Regions from separate parts of the Homo sapiens genome. Here region 2 is linked to region 1. The links are chromatin loops, found by intact Hi-C in ENCODE. Cell type or tissue: GM12878. All regions are shown on one strand. Links, peaks and the distances in the headings refer to the core of each region. The heading gives the core; the rest is flanking DNA.

The links. Peaks named below come from ENCODE experiments on the same cell type or tissue, not always from the same donor. Only the 100,000 strongest peaks of a DNase experiment are listed, where the experiment ranks them.
Region 2: it touches region 1 in a loop (2.3-fold over the local background); 10 of 110 quality-filtered maps call a loop at or near these places.

Annotation. Positions count from the first base shown.
Region 1 is chr12:48,993,878-48,999,242 of GRCh38, reverse strand. DDN (dendrin) reads left to right here. Exons shown (of 2, transcript NM_015086.2): 1 at 1-164; 2 at 577-4,094. The coding sequence ends at 2,503. DDN-AS1 (DDN and PRKAG1 antisense RNA 1) reads right to left here and starts at 896. Exons shown (of 2, transcript NR_147179.1): 1 at 553-896. RefSeq lists silencers at 587-1,046, 1,597-1,686, 1,887-2,276, 3,483-3,777 and enhancers at 1,167-1,236, 3,483-3,777. In GM12878, for the core only: CTCF peaks have their summits at 2,330 (motif pointing left) and 3,642; no DNase peak of the experiment used is centred there; H3K4me3 peaks cover 1,975 bases.
Region 2 is chr12:48,901,732-48,907,097 of GRCh38, reverse strand. It overlaps DRC2 (dynein regulatory complex subunit 2), which reads right to left and starts at 2,965. Exons shown (of 8, transcript NM_033124.5): 1 at 2,630-2,965; 2 at 1,985-2,152. The coding sequence starts at 2,761. It also overlaps the pseudogene RPL32P27. RefSeq lists a silencer at 2,959-3,008. In GM12878, for the core only: a CTCF peak has its summit at 3,029; a DNase peak (open chromatin) is centred at 2,967; H3K4me3 peaks cover 706 bases.

The sequences.
Region 1 (5,365 bases), core at 366-5,365:
GAGCTCCAGGATGAGGAGTCTGGCAGCTGCCTCTGGGTGCAGAAGTCCAAGCTATTGGTGATAGAAGTGAAGACTATTTCCTGTCATTATAGTCGCCGCGCCCCTTCTCGACAGCCCATGGACTTCCAGGCCAGCCACTGGGCTCGCGGGTTCCAGAACCGCACGTGAGTGAAGCAGGGGTGAGGGGAAGAGAGTGGTGGGGCGGGGAGTGGGGTCCGGACCTCCCCGCAGGCACCAGCGAGCACTGCTGGTCCCCCTTCTCTTTCCCACGCCTTCCACCTCTGCCCGCTCCCGAGGGCTGGGGCCTGACTCATCCCGTTGTTTGGGGGAACAGAAGTGGGTGTGAGAAAGGGCAGGAGGTGAGATGGGGCAGACGCTGTTAAAGTGTGCATGGAGAGATGGCGAGGAGTCCCGCTTCGACTTCAGTCCTAACATATACGCACGTGCACACGCGCACACACTCACACACACCCCTTCACATGGCTGCCCCAAGTGGTCTCCAGTGCTCCCAGCTCCCCGGACCTCGGCTCCCTTCCCCCACAAACTGCTCACCTGGGTTCCTGCTCATTGTCCCAGGTGTGGGCCGCGCCCGGGATCCCCACAGCCGCCGCCCCGCCGGCCCTGGGCCTCCAGGGTGCTGCAGGAGGCGACCAACTGGCGGGCGGGGCCCCTGGCCGAGGTCCGAGCTCGGGAGCAAGAGAAAAGGAAAGCGGCGTCGCAGGAGCGGGAGGCCAAGGAGACCGAGCGAAAAAGGCGCAAGGCTGGTGGGGCCCGACGGAGCCCCCCGGGTCGACCCCGCCCGGAGCCCCGCAACGCCCCTCGGGTGGCCCAGCTGGCAGGGCTCCCTGCTCCCTTGCGGCCGGAGCGCCTGGCGCCTGTGGGGCGAGCGCCCCGTCCATCCGCGCAGCCGCAGAGCGACCCAGGGTCGGCGTGGGCGGGGCCCTGGGGAGGTCGGCGGCCCGGGCCCCCAAGCTACGAGGCTCACCTGCTGCTGAGAGGTTCTGCCGGGACCGCCCCACGACGCCGCTGGGACCGGCCGCCACCCTACGTGGCTCCACCTTCTTACGAAGGCCCCCATAGGACCTTGGGGACTAAGAGAGGCCCCGGGAACTCTCAGGTGCCCACTTCATCAGCCCCAGCTGCGACTCCAGCCAGGACAGACGGAGGGCGCACAAAGAAGAGGCTGGATCCTCGGATCTACCGGGACGTCCTCGGGGCTTGGGGTCTCCGACAGGGGCAAGGTCTCTTGGGGGGATCCCCAGGCTGTGGAGCGGCCAGAGCAAGGCCAGAGCCCGGCAAGGGGGTCGTGGAGAAAAGCCTGGGGCTGGCTGCTGCTGACCTGAACAGTGGTAGCGACAGCCATCCCCAAGCCAAAGCTACAGGGAGCGCAGGCACCGAGATAGCTCCTGCGGGGTCTGCAACTGCGGCTCCCTGTGCCCCGCATCCCGCTCCCAGATCCAGGCACCACCTCAAGGGCTCGAGGGAAGGGAAAGAAGGAGAACAGATCTGGTTTCCCAAATGCTGGATTCCCTCCCCTAAAAAGCAGCCGCCCCGCCATAGCCAGACACTCCCCAGACCCTGGGCTCCCGGAGGCACCGGATGGAGAGAATCTCTGGGTCTTGGAGAGGGGGCAGGACCGGAGACCCTGGAGGGTTGGAAGGCGACCCGCCGTGCCCACACCTTGCCCCGCAGTTCCCAGGGCCTGTCCCGTGGGGAAGGCGTCTTTGTCATTGACGCCACGTGCGTAGTGATACGATCCCAATATGTTCCAACCCCCCGAACCCAGCAGGTGCAGCTTTTGCCCTCTGGGGTGACACGCGTGGTGGGGGATTCCCCCAGCCAATCGAAGCCCGGCAAGGAGGAGGGTGAAGGGGCCACGGTCTTTCCTTCCCCTTGTCAAAAGCGGCTGTCGAGCAGTCGCCTTTTACACCAGCCCGGCGGGGGCCGCGGGGGCGAAGCTGAGGGCGGGAGGCCGGGGGACTCCACACTGGAGGAGCGCACTTTCCGCATCTTGGGGCTCCCGGCCCCCGAAGTAAACCTGCGGGACGCCCCCACGCAGCCAGGTAGCCCAGAGCACCAAGCCTTAGGCCCAGCAGCTTCGGGAGCCCAGGGCAGAGCCGAGGGGTCGGAAGTGGCGGTGGTCCAGCGGCGCGCCGGCCGGGGCTGGGCGCGGACCCCAGGGCCCTACGCCGGGGCCCTGCGAGAAGCCGTGTCCCGTATCCGCCGCCACACAGCCCCTGACTCGGACACGGACGAAGCTGAGGAGCTCAGCGTCCATAGCGGCTCCTCTGATGGAAGCGACACAGAAGCCCCGGGCGCCTCCTGGCGGAATGAGAGGACCCTGCCCGAGGTTGGAAACAGTTCGCCAGAGGAAGATGGGAAGACAGCGGAACTGAGCGACAGTGTCGGGGAGATCCTAGATGTCATAAGCCAAACCGAGGAGGTCCTCTTCGGGGTGAGGGACATCAGAGGGACCCAACAGGGAAATAGGAAGAGGCAGTGAGAGGCCCCTTCTTGTATTTGTGTCCCCAACGCATCCATCCTTGGGTCCACTGGTCCCCATTCTTCCCCACAGACTTCCTTTGCTTCTCTTTTCCTTGTATCTTTACCCATACCTGTTCTCATCCTTGAAATATAAATGAAAGGAAGGGAAGCATATGCCCATTAATGATTTTGTTTCAGGAGAGGTGAGAATGAGCAGATTTAATTAATGTCTGTTATGTTCAGGGCACAAGGGTGAGCTCTTCGCAGGGGCTGATGCACTGGGTGTGGAGCTGAGCAGAGAGGCCTAACCAGGATCAGGCAGGAGGGCAGGGATGGTGGCAGCCATAGGAGGGCAGGGTAGGGTAGGGCCTCTGAGGAGGAGGGAAAAAGTGAAGGAGAGGCTTTGGACCTGGTGACAGAGTGATCAGATGACAGAGGGGTTCTTGGGAGAAGAGGCATAGGTCCAGCAACAACCAACAAAGCAGAAGGAGGGCTCACCTTGGTGTCACAAGTCTTGGATTTCAATCCCAACTCTGCCACTGAGTTGCTGGTTGACTGAGGCCAGTCACTTTCCCTCTCCAGGCCTCCAGGCCTCCTGGTATATAAAATGATGGTATTCTAAGGTCCATCCTTCCGTCTCTGACATTTTGAGATCTTTGGAAAGGACTCTATCTCATCCTCCCCTCGACAAGCCAAGAATGAGAATTGGGAATAAGTGAACAGAGTTTGAGGGTTTCTGGGCGGCCTCCGTGTCACCCAAAGTCATGATCAATTCAGGAGACTGCCCAAGGCTTGCAGAAGAGGTAAGGGAGTGAGGCACTCCTATCCCAGTCTCCCAGGTTTGGTTGAGGGCTCCCCAAGGCAGGGCAAGATAGCGGCCCTGTCACTGACCCTGGCCTGTGGTGGTCTGAGCTGGGGAGGGAAGGACACCAATGAATCAGCTTGGGACCTCTTTAGGCCTTCCCCTTTTCCTCCACCCCGATGCTCCTTAGTGATGCTCTGAGGCGTGGCCACGATCTCCCTCCCAGGTGGTATCGCCCACCTGAAAAAATCCTGAGAATTTCTCCCATCTTGGCCTCTTCCAGAAACCGGCCAGGCAAGGAAAGAGGCCGGTCACCAGAAGCCAGCAGGCGTGGGGTGTGATACTCTCTATAGCCACTACAGGGCGCGCGCAGGTCGCGGATCTCCCCAGTTGCTAATCCCGGCTCTGCCACTCAATCCTATCCCTAGTTCCCGAGCGCGGGTCCCCCGCCTTGCAGTCTCCAGCCGTGCGGGGCCGGGAGCAGGCCTCCGGCCTCCCAGACTTCTAGAGCCCGCCGGGCCCATCTTTGTACTCATCCACCCCAGCCGGCTTGGGACTCAGACACCGAAGTCTTTTTTTTTTTCTCTCCGATCCTTGGACACCTCCTCTGTCTGCCATTTATTAGCCATGTGAACTTGGCCACATCACTTCACCTCCCTGAGCCTCAGTTTCCTCATCTGTCAAATGGGGGTTTATAAACACCTACCTCGCAGGGTTGTTGTGAGGATTTAATGCGATAATGTATGTAAAGCGCCTTGCACACTGCCTGGCACACAGTAGGCGCTCAATAAATCTAAGCTTCCCTTTATCCAGCCTTGGCATCGTCTTCCTTTCACTGACCCTTTCCCCACAGTGGCCCTCCCCCGGGACTCCTCTGCTACTTCCCGCTCTGTGTGAGGGGAGGGGGCTGCTTTCTTCGTTGGGAGCTCCTGGCCCACCTCTTTTCTCCCCCAGCCGGGACTCTCCCTTCCTTGCCCCCAGCCCACCCCTGTCGGCTCTTCCCACTGCCCTGGCGCCCTCCCCCCACCCCCCATTCCGGGCAAGGGCTGAGTCAGCCGGGGTAAATTTAGCTGCCGGCTCCGCGGGCGCGGGGGCTTCTCCCAGACTCAGTCGCCCGGTCCTGCCCCGGCCCCCAGCCCCCGGCCCCCTGCCCGCCTCTGCTCCCACTCCAACCCAGACCCCTCAACTCCAACTCCCGCTCAGCGTTCAGGTCCCCAACCCCGCTCTCAAACCACTTATGGCTTTAGTCTCCAATTATCTCGACCTCACTCCCGCCCGCACCCAGAGGGACTCTGGGCAGAACTCGGAGTGGGGCAGGACCGCCTGCGGTGGGGGGTGGCGACGATCTGACAGGAGCTGGGCCGCTGGCCTTGGTTCAGTGGAGGAAGGTGTCCTCTTTGGGTTTCTGAACCGGAGGGAAGACACTGGTCAGAGCTATCCAGGAAGATTCATCCCAGAGACTTCCAGGAACCCGGACTGCCAGGTTTCAAGTTAGCTCTAGCTGGAGGAGTGTCACCTTGGGCAGAGATCAAAGGTTCCTGAGATCTGCCCTTGAGGTCAGGAATTCCAGACCAGCCTCCAACATGGTGAAACTCTGTCTCTACCAAAAATACAAAAGTTAGCCAGGTGTGGTGGTGTGCACCTATAATTCTAGCTACTCAGGAGGCTGAGGCACAAGAATCGCTGAATTGCTTGAACCTGGGAGGAGGAGGTTGCAGTTAGCCAAGACTGGGCCTCTGCACTCCAGCCTGGGCAACAGAGCCAGACCACATCTCAAAAAAAAACAAACAAATAAAGGTTATTGAGACCTGTCTCCCTTTCACCTACAATTCCATCTACCTACTACCAATTCTAACTATGAGCATGTACTGAGCACCTACTGGGAGCAAGAAACTGTGCTGGATACAGGATAGGGATGAGTAAGGCCTTTCTGACAATGGGGTGAAGGTGAGCAATGTGTTAAGTATTACAAGGAGTCAAACAAGGGAGATCGTATGGATTTTGTGAGATAAGGGAAGGCTCCATGGAGGGGAGGAGATGACCTCAGCGGTAGAATTTGGTGAAGAGGCATTTCAAGTA
Region 2 (5,366 bases), core at 244-5,243, 92 kb after region 1:
GACTACAGGTGCCCGCCACCACGCCTGGCTAATTTTTTGTATTTTTAGTAGAGATGGGGTTTCACCATGTTAGCCAGGATGGTCTCGATCTCCTGACCTCGTGATCCGCCTGCCTCAGCCTCCCAAAGTGCTGGGATTACAGGCTTGAGCCACCGTGCCTGGCCCTCTTATCAAGTGTTTGATAACTTCCAATAAGTGTCTGAAAAAGCCTCTTAAAAATCCATAAGGTATGGGCTGGGCGCGGTGGCTAACGTCTGTAATCCCAGCACTTTGGGAGGCCGAGGCAGGTGGATCACCTAAGGTCAGGAGTTCCAGACCAGCCTGGCCAACATGGTGAAATCCCGTCTCCACTAAAAATACAAAAATTACCTGGGCTTGGTGGTGGGCGCCTGTAATCCCAGCTATTCAGGAGGTTGAGGCAGGAGAATCGCTTGAACCCAGGAGGCAGAGGTTGCAGTGAGCCGAGATCGCGCCACTGTACTCCAGCCTGGTGACAAGAGTGAAACTCCTCAGTGGCTGGGCGTGGTGGCTCATGCCTGTAATCCCAGCACTTTGGGAGACTGAGGCGGGCGGATCACCTGAGGTCGGGAGTTTAAGACCAGCCTAACCGACATGAAGAAACCCCATCTCTACTAAAAATACAAAATTAGTGGGCGTGGTGGCACATGCCTGTAATCCCAGCTACTCAGGAGGCTGAACTCGGGAGGCGGAGGTTGCAGTGAGCCAAGACTGCGCCATTGCACTCCAGCCTGGGCAACAGGAGTGAAACTCTGCCTCAAAAAAAAAAAAAAAAAATCCATAAGGTGTAACTGGTGGGGTATGTGGACTTCTAATGAATAATGGTTATTGCAAATTTGAGGACTCTTAATATTTATCTCTGGAAGCTGCCCAGGGTCTGCTGAGCTCTTTCCCCAGGGATTAGGCTATGAAAGAGAAATGTGTGTTTTCTAGAGGGGGAATACCATGTTGGCAATGTATATTTTGCTGTTACTGTGGGCTTTGTTTTGTTGAAAATGGAAAAGACTCTGGCTGGGTGCAGTGGCTCACGCCTGTAATCCCAGCACTTTGGGAGGCCAAGGCGGGTGGGTCACAAGGTCAGGAGATCGAGACCATCCTGGCCAACATGGTGAAACCCCCATCTCAACTAAAAATACAAAAATTAGCCAGGCATGGTGGCACATGCCTGTAGTCACAGCTACTCGGGAGGCTGAGGCAGAAGAATCACTTGAACCTGGGAGGCAGAGGTTGCACTGAGCCGAGATTGTGCCACTGCACTCCAGCCTGGCAACAGAGCAAGACTCCATGTCAAATAAATAAATAAATAAATAATGGAAAAGACTAAGGAGAAGGCAGTAAATGGAGGCAGAATATTAAAAGTAAGACAAAAGAAGGGGTACAGAAAATCCCTTAGAAGAAAAGATAGGATGGAATCAAGAACTCAAGAACCTCCCAAGAGCATAAGGATGGCTGATTGAATTGCTTAGAAATCCAGAACTGCTCTTACCCATGGAGATCTTCTCAACCTTATCCAGGGCCACTGAAGTTGAATCAAGAGGCCAAACAATTTAGTTGAATGGAGCACTGCAGTGGGAATCAATAAACACATGCTGGAGTCCTGGTTCTCTCACTGACTAGCTATGTGACCTTGGGCAAGTCAGTTCCCCTCTGGAACTGAGCCTTCTGACATTGAAATGAAGGTGTGGGACTCATTTCAAGTCACTGGGTGATGTCTACTGTGCCTTATGACTCTACTATTGGATAGTACTGGTTTTGGGCAATAGATGACAAGAAGAGTGGGTCCTCTAAGGGAGAGAGGGATGAAAGCCCAATATTCTATTTTTTATTTCTGTGAAAACCATTATTACCAATAGCCTGGCTTTCTCACAGCCTGTGTCTTGTGAGGGCTTTAAGATGGATTCACTAGGCTCATTCTATTAAGAGGTCAGGAAGCCATACTCAAGGTTTCCTTGGAAAGAGTGCCTACCTTGATGACATTGTCCTTACAGTCCACCACTCGTTCAAATGTTTGGCTGAGGATCTCAATGTCCTTATGAAGTTCTCTGGTCTTGACTTCCCGAAGGACAGTTCTCCACTGTGTGTTAATCTTATTAAGGTTCAGAGCACTGTTGTGTTCCTCCTTGGCCAGCTTGTCCTGTGTGAAGGAATAAATATACCTCCAGGAAGTCAGGGCCTTTCAGTACAACAAACAAGATCACTCTTAATTTATCAGCTGACACCTTACCCCTTTTCGATGGGAACGGCCTGATGGCATTTAGGGAGGGCAAGGGTGAATTTCCTTCAGGGTGGGAGCATCAGAGTAGGATGTTGTTTGTAATGACCTATCTCCAGGGAGAATATCAGCATTCCAGACAGCTGGAACAGCTGACAGGACCTACGGTCCCAGTTCTGGGATTCAGTAAAGATTGCCAAGCCGTATACCACGCACCCCCTCCGTGCTTCGCAGAGAACACCCCCGCCTCCCAAACAATGTTGCCTGAAATCTAAGTATATCTGGGTCTCAGGATTTCCGGAGGAGGGGAGGTCAGGATGAAAATGAGGTTTCCTCAGTGACAGGGCCAGGGCAGGGGGTGGATGGGGTTGAGCAGGACATAATGCAAAAGGCCATCACCTTCAAGAACTGGCTGAGGAGCCTCTCCTTCTTTTTGGCCATCTCCTCCTCTGCCAGCAACTTCTGCTGAAACAGAAGCAGCTGCTTCTCATCGGACAGGGGCGTCTTGGCCATTTTTTCTTTCTTAGGCATGGGGGCAGGGGATTGGATCCGGGAAAGAAGCCTCGGTCTGCCTCGGCCCGCGTTACAGAGCTTAGAAGAAAAATGTCCCTAGAAAGGGGACTTCCAGAAGTGCCCCTGGTTGTGGGCGGTTGTGGGACCGGAGATCTCAGCCCTCGAACAGGAGAGATCCCCGGCTATCAGTGAGGCTGAGCTCTCCCACTGTAAGACGCGTCTAGTCTCCTAGCAACGAGGATATCGCTAACATGGAGAGGCAACAGGCTAGAAGAGTCCCTGTCTTGGAGCGCCCCCTACCCAGTGGAGGACCGCGGTCGGTTTTTGAGAGGGTCCTTTTAACTCTCAAAAATCTGTCTCCTCAGTGCATTTTATTTATTTATTTATTTATTTATTTATTTATTTATTTATTTATTTTTGACATAGAGTCTCTCTCTGTCGCCTAGGATGGGCACGATCTCGGCTCACTGCAACCTCCGCCTCCCGGGTTCAAGCAATTCTCCTGTCTCAGCCTCCCCTCAGTGCACTTTTATAAACCGTCCTCAGAACCCTTGGGAAGCCCAAGATCGTCAAAAAGAGAACCAAGAAGTTTATCCGGCACCAGTCTGACCGATATGTCAAAATTAAGCGTAACCGGCGGAAACCCAGAGGTATTGACAACAGGGTTCGTGGAAGGTTCAAGGGTTAGATCTTGATGCCCAACATTGATTATGGGAGCAACAAGAAAACAAAGCACATGCTGCCCAGTGGCTTCCGGAAATTCCTGGTCCACACGTCAAGGAGCTGGAAGTGCTGCTGTTGTGCAACAAATCTTACTGTGCTGAGATCGCTCACAATGTTTCCTCCAAGAACCGCAAAGCCATCGTGGAAAAGAGCTGCCCAGCTGGCCGTCAGAGTCACCAACCCCAATCCCAGGCTGCGCAGCAAAGAAAATGAGTAGACAGCTCATGTGTATGTTTTCTGTTTAAATAAAACTGTAAAAACTGCAAACAACAACAACAACAAAAACCTTTTTTAAAAAGATAAGTGTTGGAGAGAATGTGGAGAAACGAGAACCCTCATATATTGGTGGTAGAAATGTAAAATGGTGTAGCCACTTTGGAAAACAGTTTGGCAATTTTTTAAAATGTTAAACATAAATTTACCATGTGACCCAATAATTTCACTCTTAGGGATCTGCCTAAGAGAAATGAAAGCATGTATACACACAAAAACTTGCACAGGAATTTTCTTATCTGTCTCACTCATAATAGCCCAGTTGGAAAAATTGGAGACAACCTAAATGTCCATTAACATGTGAATGAGTAGACAAAATATGCTATGTCCATACAATGGAATATTATTCAGAACAAACTATGGATACCAGCTACAATGTGGATGAACCTCAAAAAGAATATGCAGGCTGGGCGCTGTGCCTCACACCTGTAATCCCAGCACTTTGGGAGGCCGAGGCGGGAGGATCGTTTTAGCCCAAGAGATCGAGACTAGCTTGAGCAATGTGGCGAAACCCCTTCTCCACAAAAAATACAAAAGAAGTTAGCTGGGCGTGGTGGTGCGTACCTGTTGTCCCAGCTACCCCAGGAGGCTGAGGTGAGAAGATCACCTGAGCCCCAGAGGTCAAGCCATAGTCAAGCCACTGCACTCCAGTTGGGTGACAGAGCAGCCCTGTATCAAAAAGAAACAACAACAAAAACAAAACAAACAAACCCTTTTTTTTTTTTTAAGACTGGAGTCTCACTCTGTCACCCAGGCTGGAGTGCAGTGCGTGATCTCGGCTCACTGCAACCTCCACCGCCCGGGTTCAAGAAATTCTCCTGCCTCAGCCTCCCGAGTAGCTGGACTACAGGTGTCACCACCATGCCTGCCTAATTTTTGTATTTTTAGTAGAGACGGGGTTTCATCATCTTGGCCAGGTTGGTCTCAAACTCCTGACCTCAAATGATCCACCAACCTCGGCCTCCCAAAGTGCTGGGATTACAGGCGTGAGCCACCATGTTCGGCCAAAAAAACCCCTATGCTCAGTGAAATAAGCCAGACACAAGTGATTACATATTGTATGGTTCCATTTATATGAAATATCCGGAAAAGGCCAAGCTATAAAGACAGAAAGTAGATTACTTTCTTTTCTTCTCCCTTCCCTTCCCTTCCTTTCTTTCTCTCTTTCTCTCTCCCTCTCCCTCTCTCTCTCCTTTTTTGACTGAGTCTTTCTCTGTTGCCCAGGCTGGAGTGAGGTGGCACAGTCTCGGCTCACTGCAACCTGCACCTCCCAGGTTCAAGTGATTCTCCTGCCTCAGCTTCCCAAGTAGCTGGGATTACAGGCACCCGCTACCACACCCGGCTAATTTTTTGTATTTTTAGTAGAGATGGGGTTTCACCATGTTGGATCACCTAAGGTCGGGAGTTCGGGACCAGCCTGACCAACATGGAGAAACCCCATCGCTACTAAAAAGACAAAATTAGCTGGGCGTGGTGGCACATGCCTGTAATCCCAGCTACTCAGGAGGCTGAGGCAGGAGAATCGCTTGGACCCAGGAGGCGGAGGTTGCGGTGAGCTGAGATCGTGCCATTGCACTCCAGCCTGGGCAACAAGAGCGAAACTCCGTATTTAAAAAAAAAAAAAAAA